Regions from separate parts of the Homo sapiens genome. Here region 1 is linked to region 2. A link is a loop called in an ENCODE intact Hi-C map of the cell type or tissue named here. Cell type or tissue: A673. All regions are shown on one strand.

The links. Hi-C counts contacts between places; a loop is a spot of excess contacts. Peaks named below come from ENCODE experiments on the same cell type or tissue, not always from the same donor. Only the 100,000 strongest peaks of a DNase experiment are listed, where the experiment ranks them.
Region 1: it touches region 2 in a loop (2.5-fold over the local background); 3 of 110 quality-filtered maps call a loop at or near these places.

What each region holds. Positions count from the first base shown.
Region 1 is chr16:8,920,699-8,925,698 of GRCh38, reverse strand. USP7 (ubiquitin specific peptidase 7) reads left to right here. Exons shown (of 31, transcript NM_003470.3): 3 at 2,286-2,484; 4 at 4,404-4,542. Among named protein-coding and RNA genes, the nearest start is that of USP7-AS1, 40 kb to the left of the region's middle. In A673, a CTCF peak has its summit at 2,278; no DNase peak of the experiment used is centred here.
Region 2 is chr16:9,094,723-9,099,722 of GRCh38, reverse strand. The region is part of intron 2 of HAPSTR1 (HUWE1 associated protein modifying stress responses); the gene reads right to left. Among named protein-coding and RNA genes, the nearest start is that of HAPSTR1, 5.6 kb to the right of the region's middle. RefSeq lists an enhancer at 1,988-2,487. In A673, no CTCF peak of the experiment used is centred here; no DNase peak of the experiment used is centred here; H3K4me3 peaks cover 1,605 bases; H3K27ac peaks cover 1,503 bases.

The DNA of each region.
Region 1 (5,000 bases), 170 kb after region 2:
ACTAACCACTGTGTGTCAGGGCAGTGCCACACTCGGGGGCACAGAGACGGATGCGCGGTGGCCTCTGCGGGGCTGGGCAGCAGGTGAACCAAGTGCAAACTTCAATTCTGAGTCTCACCATTGTTTGGGTCTTTTTAATGTTTAAGGAGTACCTTGGAAAATTTAATGTATAGGGTGAAAGTTCCAAAAGCACTTACAATATGTATTGATTTTGTATACATAAAATCAAACCCTGTAAAGAGCTGAATTATATAAAATAGATGGGTTGGAAAAGAGGCATAACCTTGTTTCTTTCAGCTTTTTAGGTCCTGCAGTGATTTTCCATTTGGTTGCTTCTGTGCAGTTCTGTATACATGGGCTTCATAAAGCGGGCAAGCTAGTAGTCTCATTTTGTTGAGGCCTGTGTTTTGTGTGTGTTATGGTAACTTCCAGGAGTGGAATTTTAAAAACCAGAGTCAGGTCACTGTGCATAGTGTCTTGACAAATCTTGGATATTAAAATCCTCTATTGTCACTTTGTAAAACAGCCTCGGCGAACCTCCATTTCCTCACCTAAAATGTGGGAATTGACATCTGTCTCTTGTCTACCTTGCAGAACTTAACTCCTGATCAGCTGTGAATTGCATGATCCTAAAAGCACATGGCAAAACTTATTCCACCACGCCATTCTAGACGTTATTATCTTAAACAAGTTTCTTGCCTTTTAGTAGACTTCTATCCTCAAAAGGATTAGGGGAATACCACTTGAAGAGGCTCAAATAAATAATTATTTTGGACAAGATGCGCCTCTTTCAGCTGCTCTTCCTTCCAAAGTTCCTGTGCTGTAAGCAACTCAGCAGGGTTATGTGAAATAAAATAATTTGGGATGAAGAGTGTCTCAAAGAAGGTAGAAGTGCTTACCGTCACACATGCTTTTGATATTTCAATACTACCCTCCCAGGAGGACTGATGGACATGTTTTCTTAAGACCAAACTCAGTCAGAAACTTCAAGCAAATTCTCTTCCCTGAGAAGTGGCTGATGCTGAGAACTCAGTTGTTAGTGAACTTTGGAGTCTGAAGGGTTGTTGGATGACATGGTGACTGCCTTCAGGGGCCTGAAGATGAAGGATGGGAGGATGTTCTTAGGCACTCTTTACCCAAGCCTACAAGTCTCATTTTGTGCCTTAGGAGCCTGGTGGTCAGGGATGTCAAAATAGCACCTGATTCTAAGCCGGGAACAGCCTTCCAGGCACTGCCTGTAGAGCTTGGCCCTTGGTGTGGCCCTGGGACTCCTGCCAGTCAGTGAGCTGTGTGCAGACTATAATGAGATAGGTACAGAAAGTGAAAGGAAGCGTTTAGAAGCTTGTGTAGCATGTTGACTTTGCTGTGGCAATTTCATGATGCTTTATAAAAGTATTGGTCAATAACAGATTGGTGTGGGTGTGGGAGGACTGTGCCTTCGCAGGAGTCGTTTGGGAAGCAGTAAGATGCTGCAGGGTTTGTCAAAGGTGATTGACCGATGGCCACATGCAAATGAATAGTCACTGTCATCAGTGAAAGATTGAATTTTAAATGGAGACCTTCAGTTGGACCTCTGCTAAGAGGCACTGTGTTGTCAGAAACTTAAATATCTTAAATCAGCCTTTGGTCTTGTTATCATTTAACAATTTATACTACTCATGTGGGAAAAAATACCAGTTCTTAAAAAAAAAATTATTCCCCCTAGGGTGTCCAGGCTAGTATTTTTGCAAAAATCGTGAACCAATGAGGTTAGCATTTATTATCAGGCTACTGTTGTAGCCCTTGTCTTGCCTCTGAGCAGTGCTGAGCTTCCAGGGGAATGGCTGTTTCCCTGGCTCTCAAGTCCTGCCTGTGTGTTCCGTGCTCTGTAAAGTCAGCCCAAGTCCCATGTCGTGGTCTTTACCCCCAGAAGTCCCGTCCTTGAACAGATATGAGCCATGTCGTTCCTTCTCTCCAAGGTCTCTCCACTCACTTGGTGCCTGGGGTCCTTGGGAATTCAGCTTTAGTAAAGTAGACATTGTTCTCATGTGGAACTCAGTCTGACAGGGATGGCAAGTGTATGGTTAGCACTCTGAGTTTTGGACTTCATAAGGAAGAATTAATCCATTCAGAAACTGTATGTTATCTCAGTCTTCGGGTTTTAATAAATTGGAAGCAATTTTTTCAAACTGTTAGGTTTTAGCAGTTAAATCAGGATGTATAGAACAGTTTACTCCATGTCGATTAATGCTAGTGCTTTTGGTCAATGCACAGGCTCTGTGACTGATGATGTGTTTTTTTTGCAGACACCAGTTGGCGCTCCGAGGCAACCTTTCAGTTCACTGTGGAGCGCTTCAGCAGACTGAGTGAGTCGGTCCTTAGCCCTCCGTGTTTTGTGCGAAATCTGCCATGGAAGATTATGGTGATGCCACGCTTTTATCCAGACAGACCACACCAAAAAAGCGTAGGATTCTTTCTCCAGTGCAATGCTGAATCTGATTCCACGTAAGACAGTATTTCATTACTGGAAGCCAAATTTGATCAGCCTAGTGCAATTTTATCTTAAGTTATTTGCTGCCTCTACATAGCCTTTTGATTTTAAATTAGATTAAATACGTGTTTCTCTTTAAAACCCACTGGTATATGTATAATATCCAAGCTAGAAAAGTATATTTTTATCTTGTAAGTGAAAAAACTAAAAATAGTTTGTTAGAATCTACCAGCCCATGGAATCAGGGCCGGCCTGGATTAGCTGACCATTGAGCCACCAGGCTTAATTCTTACTCTGTCAGTAACTGTCTGAGCAGAAAATGGCAGCTGTCAGAGCCAGACATCCTTTCCATTGTGTGATAGCTAATTTGTACGGGTTGTTCAGAAAGTACAAGTAAAACATACTTTGTGAAGGATTTATACAACATGGCCCTCTGACTTGAGGAACATTTAAACATTCATGTATATTATGAAATGTCCAAAAACTGAGAAATCTTGATGGTCCTTCTATTTAGATGAATTAGAAAATTAATTCACCCTTTATCAAAAACCCAGTTGATTCTGGGAGTACGGACCACTTTGTCAACCTGTCTGCAGTTGGAACCAGGGGAAGCTGCTGACTTGGACTGCACCTGTCCTAGTCTCCCTGCCACGCCACAGAGTGGCCCTTTGGAACCCTCAGTAACATGTTCCCCAGAGTGAACTGACTCTGGCTGTTCTGTCAGATCCCCCAGGGAATAAAATTTACAGAGTCTCACTCTGTCGCCAGGCTGGAGTGCAGTGGCCTGATCTTGGCTCACCACAACCTCCACCTCCCGGGTTCAAGCGATTCTCCTGCCTCGGCGTCTCAAGTAGCTGGGACTATAGGCGTGTGCCACCACACCCAGCTAATTTTGTATTTTTCATAGGGACGGGGTTTCACCATGTTGGCCAGGCTGGTCTCGAACTCCTGACCTCAGGTGATCTGCCTGTCTCGGCCTGCCAAAGTGCTGGGATTACAGGCGTGAGCCAGCGCACCTGGCCGTACTTTCATTTTCTTTAATGTTTAAGGTAATTTTATGATGCAGCCAGGGCCTGTGGATGGTTAAAGTTGTCCTCTTCTGTTCACATTATGATGTGATCTGATGAGTATTTGGGCTAGGTTTGTTTTAGTCCGATGGACAACTTTAGCCTGAAGCACTTTGGAAAAGTAGTGAATGGTCCATACCCAGTGTCAGCGTCCCGAGCAAGCAGGAAGTGCTGTGGGAACAGCACTGTCCTACCCTTGTCCTGAAGAGTCAAACCATTTCAGGGCTCAGTTGCAGCTTTGATTGATAAGGCCCCACTTAAATCGCAAACCTTAACTTTCTTTGGCTTAAGTGCTGTATGTATGGTTTTTGAACCTGGATCTAGAGGCCCTTTTGTGGTCCACCCCACACTTCACTGCAGGTACAGTAGTTCTCTTGTGGTTGTAATTTTGTGCCTCATCGTGAATTCGTCGATGCCGGGGCAGGACAGCAAGCTCTAAGGCCACAGAGCTCCCCGGTGCTGGTTTTCCCCCAGCATGTGCTGGAGGGCATCCTAGGAGAGCTCGAGAGGCATGGCACTGAAGGGCTGTAGGGGCAGGAGCAACGCTGAGAGGTGACCCCTATATCGGCAGTAGAAGCAGAGGTCAAAATTGTATAGATACAATGAAAGAAAATTTGTTTCAACTTCTAAGGAATTAAAAAATGAAACCATGAGTGAAATCACTACAGAATACACTGGGGGAGCCCCAAACACCCATTTCTCTATTAAAGGTAAAAATGCCTCCATCCTACCTTTAACCCCAACCCGAAAGGAGAGAGCAATGAAATCATAAATGGGAATTTTGGTGTGCTATGTTTACTGTCTTTAAAAATGTATAACATCTGGTAAATAATGTCAACTAAGGCTCAGATTATTCTTTTAAACAGGTCATGGTCTTGCCATGCACAAGCAGTGCTGAAGATAATAAATTACAGAGATGATGAAAAGTCGTTCAGTCGTCGTATTAGTCATTTGTTCTTCCATAAAGAAAATGATTGGGGATTTTCCAATTTTATGGCCTGGAGTGTAAGTAACAGTGTATTTAGTCTGAACAATTGGTGCATTACTGCTTGTTGTTCCCTTAACTTTTTGATTTTTCAAGTCCTTTATTGATTTTAGAGTCAGATTTTTACTTTCTAAATTGGACAAGTGTCTTTGAAAACATGTTTTCTCCAGTTTCGTATCTTACGTTTTTAGCAGCTTTCTGGATTCACGTCTCACTTTTTAGTCAGACATTCAAAGGGAGTTCCCAGTGGGCTAAATTTCCTTTAAAAGACATAATGCTGTTTGAGGTCCTTTCATGATTCAGGCATAGTACTGAGTGGTTCCATGTGACTCCAGTAATCATTCAGTTCACTTTGGCTGCTTTTTGCAGAGGTGGTAACCAGTGGAACAATCTTAGGAATGTTACTTCTTACTATGCTAAGTCACTTATCATTGCATTCTCCAGCCCCTCCCCTGCTTAGAGGGGCACAGATTTCTCC
Region 2 (5,000 bases):
GCTCTGAGCACACCCCAATTCTAGAAGCGTGGACTTTCGGGTACCTATCCCAGAAAAACAGCACAGAAGCTGTGGCCAGTCTTGCGTCCAACACTATTTTACAGAAACCAAAGTCACTGTGAAAAAGAGCCACATACTTGAAGGTTAGGCAAACTCCACAAGCACTGAAATGTCAATCTAACCTTTAACCACAACACATTCATTTCCTTATTCAAAAAAGGAACTGGGCGGGCATGGCACAGTGGCTCATCCGTGTAATCCCAGCACTTTGGGAGGTCAAGGTGGGTGGATCACTTGAAGCCAGGAGTTCGAGATCAGCGTGGCCAACATGGTGAAACCTCATCTCAAAATATAAAAATTAGCCAGGCATGGTGGCAGGCACCTCTAATCCCAGCTACTTGGGAGGCTGAGGCAGAAGAGTCACTTGAGCCTGGGAAGCAGAGGTTGCAATGAGCCAAGATTGCACCATGGCACTCCAGGCTGGGTGACACGCAAGACTCCATCTCAAAAAAAGAAAAAAAAAAGAAAATGAACTGATTCATACACCAGTCATAGCAGGTATCCCATATTTCCCTTTTTTTTCTTTAAATGCTTTTATATAAGCATGGGAAACTGAATCCAAGAGATTTTAGAAGACAAATTCTCCCACCACAACGGGCTGGGGTGGGGGCAGAGGGCAAAGAATTATATTGATTCTGAAGACCAAATCATAACTTTCTTACATAACTGCATAAAATTAATCAGATTACTCTACTTATAGCTTTTTGATACACATTGATTCATGTGAATTAGAGCAGGTATCGCAAGTTTGTAACAAGGAACTGAAGTTCAAAGGGCCTTGTGTCCAAAGTTCATTGACAGAGTTCCCTCTGTGACCTCTCTTCCTCAAATGAGAAGCCATCTCTCAATTGCAGACAATCTACAAACCATAAGAGCACAATGCTACATCAAAGCAACACTTCTAAAGAAATACTACTGACTACGTGATTTTTAAACTTAAGAATTAAATTTGCACTAGCCAGTCCACCACACAGAAAAATATTTTATTCTTTTTTGGGAGGAAGGGTAGAGGCAGGGTCTCACTATGTTGCCCAGCCTGATCTCAAACTCCTAGCCTCAAGATCTCAAGAGAACCTCTCCCCTCAGCCTCAAGTGCTGGACTACAGGTGTGAGCCCTGGCACTCCAACCAGTAAAGAAAATGTACTGTTTCTTTAGGAATGTAACAATCTAAGTCACAGCCAAAATAAAACTGTTCCCAATCGTATTCCCTAAGGAAGTGGCATCCAAAAATAAGCACACCTCCTAGCTACTTATGTATTTACTTAATCTTCACCTAGCACACAAAACAAAGGACCAGGAACCAGGGGGATAATATTTTGTGTGTGTGTGTGATGGATTTTCGCTCTTGCTGCCCAGGCTGGAGTGCAATGGCCTGATCTCGGCTCACCACAACCTCCGCCTCCCAGGTTCAAGCAATTCTTCTGCCTCAGCCTTCCGAGTTAGCTGGGATTACAGGCATGCACCACAATGCCCAGTTAATCTTTTATTTTTAGTAGAGATACGGTTTCTCTCCATGTTGGTCAGGCTGGTCTCAAACTCCCGACCTCAAATGATCCTTCCGCCTCAGCCTCCCAAAGTGCTAGGATTACAGGCGTGAGCCCCCGCCCCAGCCCTGGGGGAGCATCTTAATAACCACTGTTTGTTGCCTGCCTGGCATCCAATCCTTGTCCTCCCCTTCCTAAAAGCACTCCAGGTTTTTGTTTAGATAGCAACCATGTTTCGAGAGAAGCTCCCTCCACATTTGCTCAAGGGGTTGTGGCTTAGCTCTCAACTCATGTGCATAACCCTATGTACCCCTATTAATGGTTGTGGGTAAGCAAGTGACCCCGTTATGGCCAAGAGATGACAGAAGTCATTTTTAGGCTCTTCTAAGCTTTACTGAGTGGCTCTAAGATGTGAGCCACAAGCCATTCTGCCAACATAATGAAGCCAGCCTGATAACAAAGTGTGCGAGTGCACACAGGGGAGAACAGAGCAGGGGAGCCTGGGCTGCTCAATTAAGTCAATCCTACTGTGGCCTTTTAAGTCAGAGGAGCCAATACATGGCCATACAGCTAAAGCCAGCCCAACTTGTGTTTTCTCATACTTGCAACCAACATATTCTTTCACAGAAAAACTACACACAGGCTGGGTATGGTGGCTCACAGTTATAATCCCGGCACTTTGGCAGGCTGAGGCAGGTGGATCGCCTGAGCTCAGGAGACCAGCCTGGGCAACATGGCAAAACCTCATCTCTACCAAAAATACAAAAACTTAGCTGGGCATGGTGATGGGTGCCTGTGGTCCCAGCTACTCAGTGGCTGAGGTGGGAGGATCACTTGAGCCTGGAAGGTGGAGGTTACAGTGAGCTGAGACAGCACCACTGCACTCCCACCTGGGTGACAGAATGAGACCCTGTCTCAAAAGAAAAAAAAAAAAAAAGAGCCAGGCGCGGTGGCTCACGCCTGTAATCCCACCATTATGGGAGGCCAAGGCGGGCGGATCACCTGAGGTCAGGAGTTCAAGACCAGCCTGGCCAACATGGTGAAACCCCGTCTCTACTAAACATACAAAAAGTAGCCTGGTGTGGTGGCAGGCGCCTGTAATCCCAGCTACTGGGGAGGCTGAGGCAGGAGAATCGCTTGAACCAGGGAGGCGGTTGCAGTGAGCCGAGATCACGCCATTGCACTCCAGCCTGGGGGACAAGAGCGAGACTTCGTCTCCAAAAAAGGAAAAAAAATAAGAGCTACACACAAAAAAAGCAGTCTATTATAAAAAATAAGTATTATGTATAACTGAGGCTACTGCTTCTGACAAAGCTACAATTTTTTCATTAAAAAAAAATTTTAAGACACGGGATCTCACTATATTGCCCCAAGCAATCCTCCTGCCTCAGCCTCCCAAAGTGCTGGGATTACAGGCATGAAAAGTTAAATAGAAATTTAATGCTTAGGGTTTCTCACTGTAATCCACACTAAGGTATTTTGAACAAAGTCTCAAACTCAGTAATAATTTTTTGCAGCCAAGTGAGTCACAAACCAGCTCCACCAGTCTCCAGGTAGAATATGATTTCTGGCCATTTGTTTCTAAGTCACCTGCCACTTGGCCCACACATTTACAGTTATGCTCAGTTCTCCTTTAGTGTACGAGTCCAAAATGGCCACACTGAAGTGAGACATATAAAGAGGGCTTGGCATCAAGATGTATCAAAAGTGAGGACTTAAGGGCATCAGACTATTTTTCCCACCTGTCAATTCTACTTACATTTACTCCAATTAGGGAAAGAAGATGAAGAAGGAAATACACACCAGAGTTTATTTCAACACAAAAAAAATTTTTAAAAAGACAGAAAATAAACTATTATTACTTCCCTTCATTTTAAGCACTGCCCACATTGAGAAAAATCCAAAAAATACTTAAAACTTGACCACCAACACAATGAATGCCAGAGCACTCACTATGCCAGGCACAAAGCTAAGAGCTTGTACTAGAATCTGTGGTAGTTATCCCTATTTAAGTTAATTAAGTCAAGGAGCACAATGGTGAATTAACACCTGGCTTCACTGTCTCCAGGACCATAAAGGTAAGAAGTAACAGAGCCAAGATCTGAACTCAGGCAATGTGGCAGTAGACTCCAACTCACAATGACACTGGGTAAACATCAACCCTAGCCAGATTAAAATGATTTTTTACTCCCCTTCTTTAGTTCCAGGAATCAAAAAATATACTGATCTAAGGATACTACTGAATATTGAAGAAACACCATCCTCTTTGCATTTATCAAATCAAAAACCAGCAGTCAGTATTTTGGCTTCCTTCCTTTTTTGGAAAGGGGAAGACAAGTCTGACCCTACTATTTACAGTAGAGGTAACCACCCACTCCATTTTATTGAATTCTGTCCTTGCTGAAGTTCAACTTACATTTACATTATCTTCCAAATCCTTCTAGCCACATTCCAACCAAACCAATTAACTCAATTTTCAACTTTTCAAAAGCCCTCTGACAACTAAAAGCGACCCTCTGCTGGGTTTTTAATCTCAATCCTGACCTTCTTAATGAAGGTCAGGATTGAGATAAACACCTAATGAACTTCTTGGTAGTTATCAAGAAGCTGGTAGGAGTGCCAAATTGTCCCCAGGCTGCACAATAAGCCATTTTTACCTTGTCAGATATTATACAAAATACAGGAATGCTGCCTGCTGCCCACTTAGAAGTATCCACCAAATTTTTCCCCCCTTAAATTATATTTAAATATTTAATCAGAACTATAACCAATATCATTTAAATTTAGTACTACTTACTGCTGCATGCACTTGTGACACCACCTTGCTAATTTTATTGGTTCTATTTAAGGTAACCAATTATTCCTACAGCTGTATGCCTGTTCTCTAAAGACCACACCCTGAAAAAGAAAAAGTGTGAGGCTATCCAGAGTATTATCCACACACTCCTTGAATCAAATAAGAAAACGTTGCACTATCAAATTCCACAAGACACAACTTACCATTTCTATTAGGCAAGGGATGTGTTTTCACTGTACAGAAACAAGGTACAAAATAAAACTAGTTCAGACTAACAATCTAGCATTTACAATAATCCAAGAATCATATGTGATGTTTTCTAAAAATAAAATTAATGTTCCTCCTTAAGTTTTCTGAGCAGGAAAACAAACAAATTGTAAACATTTTTAAATGAAGTAATCAAATTAAGGATTATTTCAGAGTTCAACTGCTGAACCCATCTTCTTACACGAAAAGTTAGCACTAACGAAAACTGCTAGGTTAGTCCTAAAGGGACACATTCTACAAGAACCCAACAGGACCAAAGCCAGAGGACAATCCCATTTTATACGGCCTAGGCTAAGAACCTGGCACATAAAAACACTAAAAATGTGTTGCCTTCCCCTTCAAGCACAAAGCAATACCAACAAAAGCAAAAGAATAAACCATGGTACTGCCA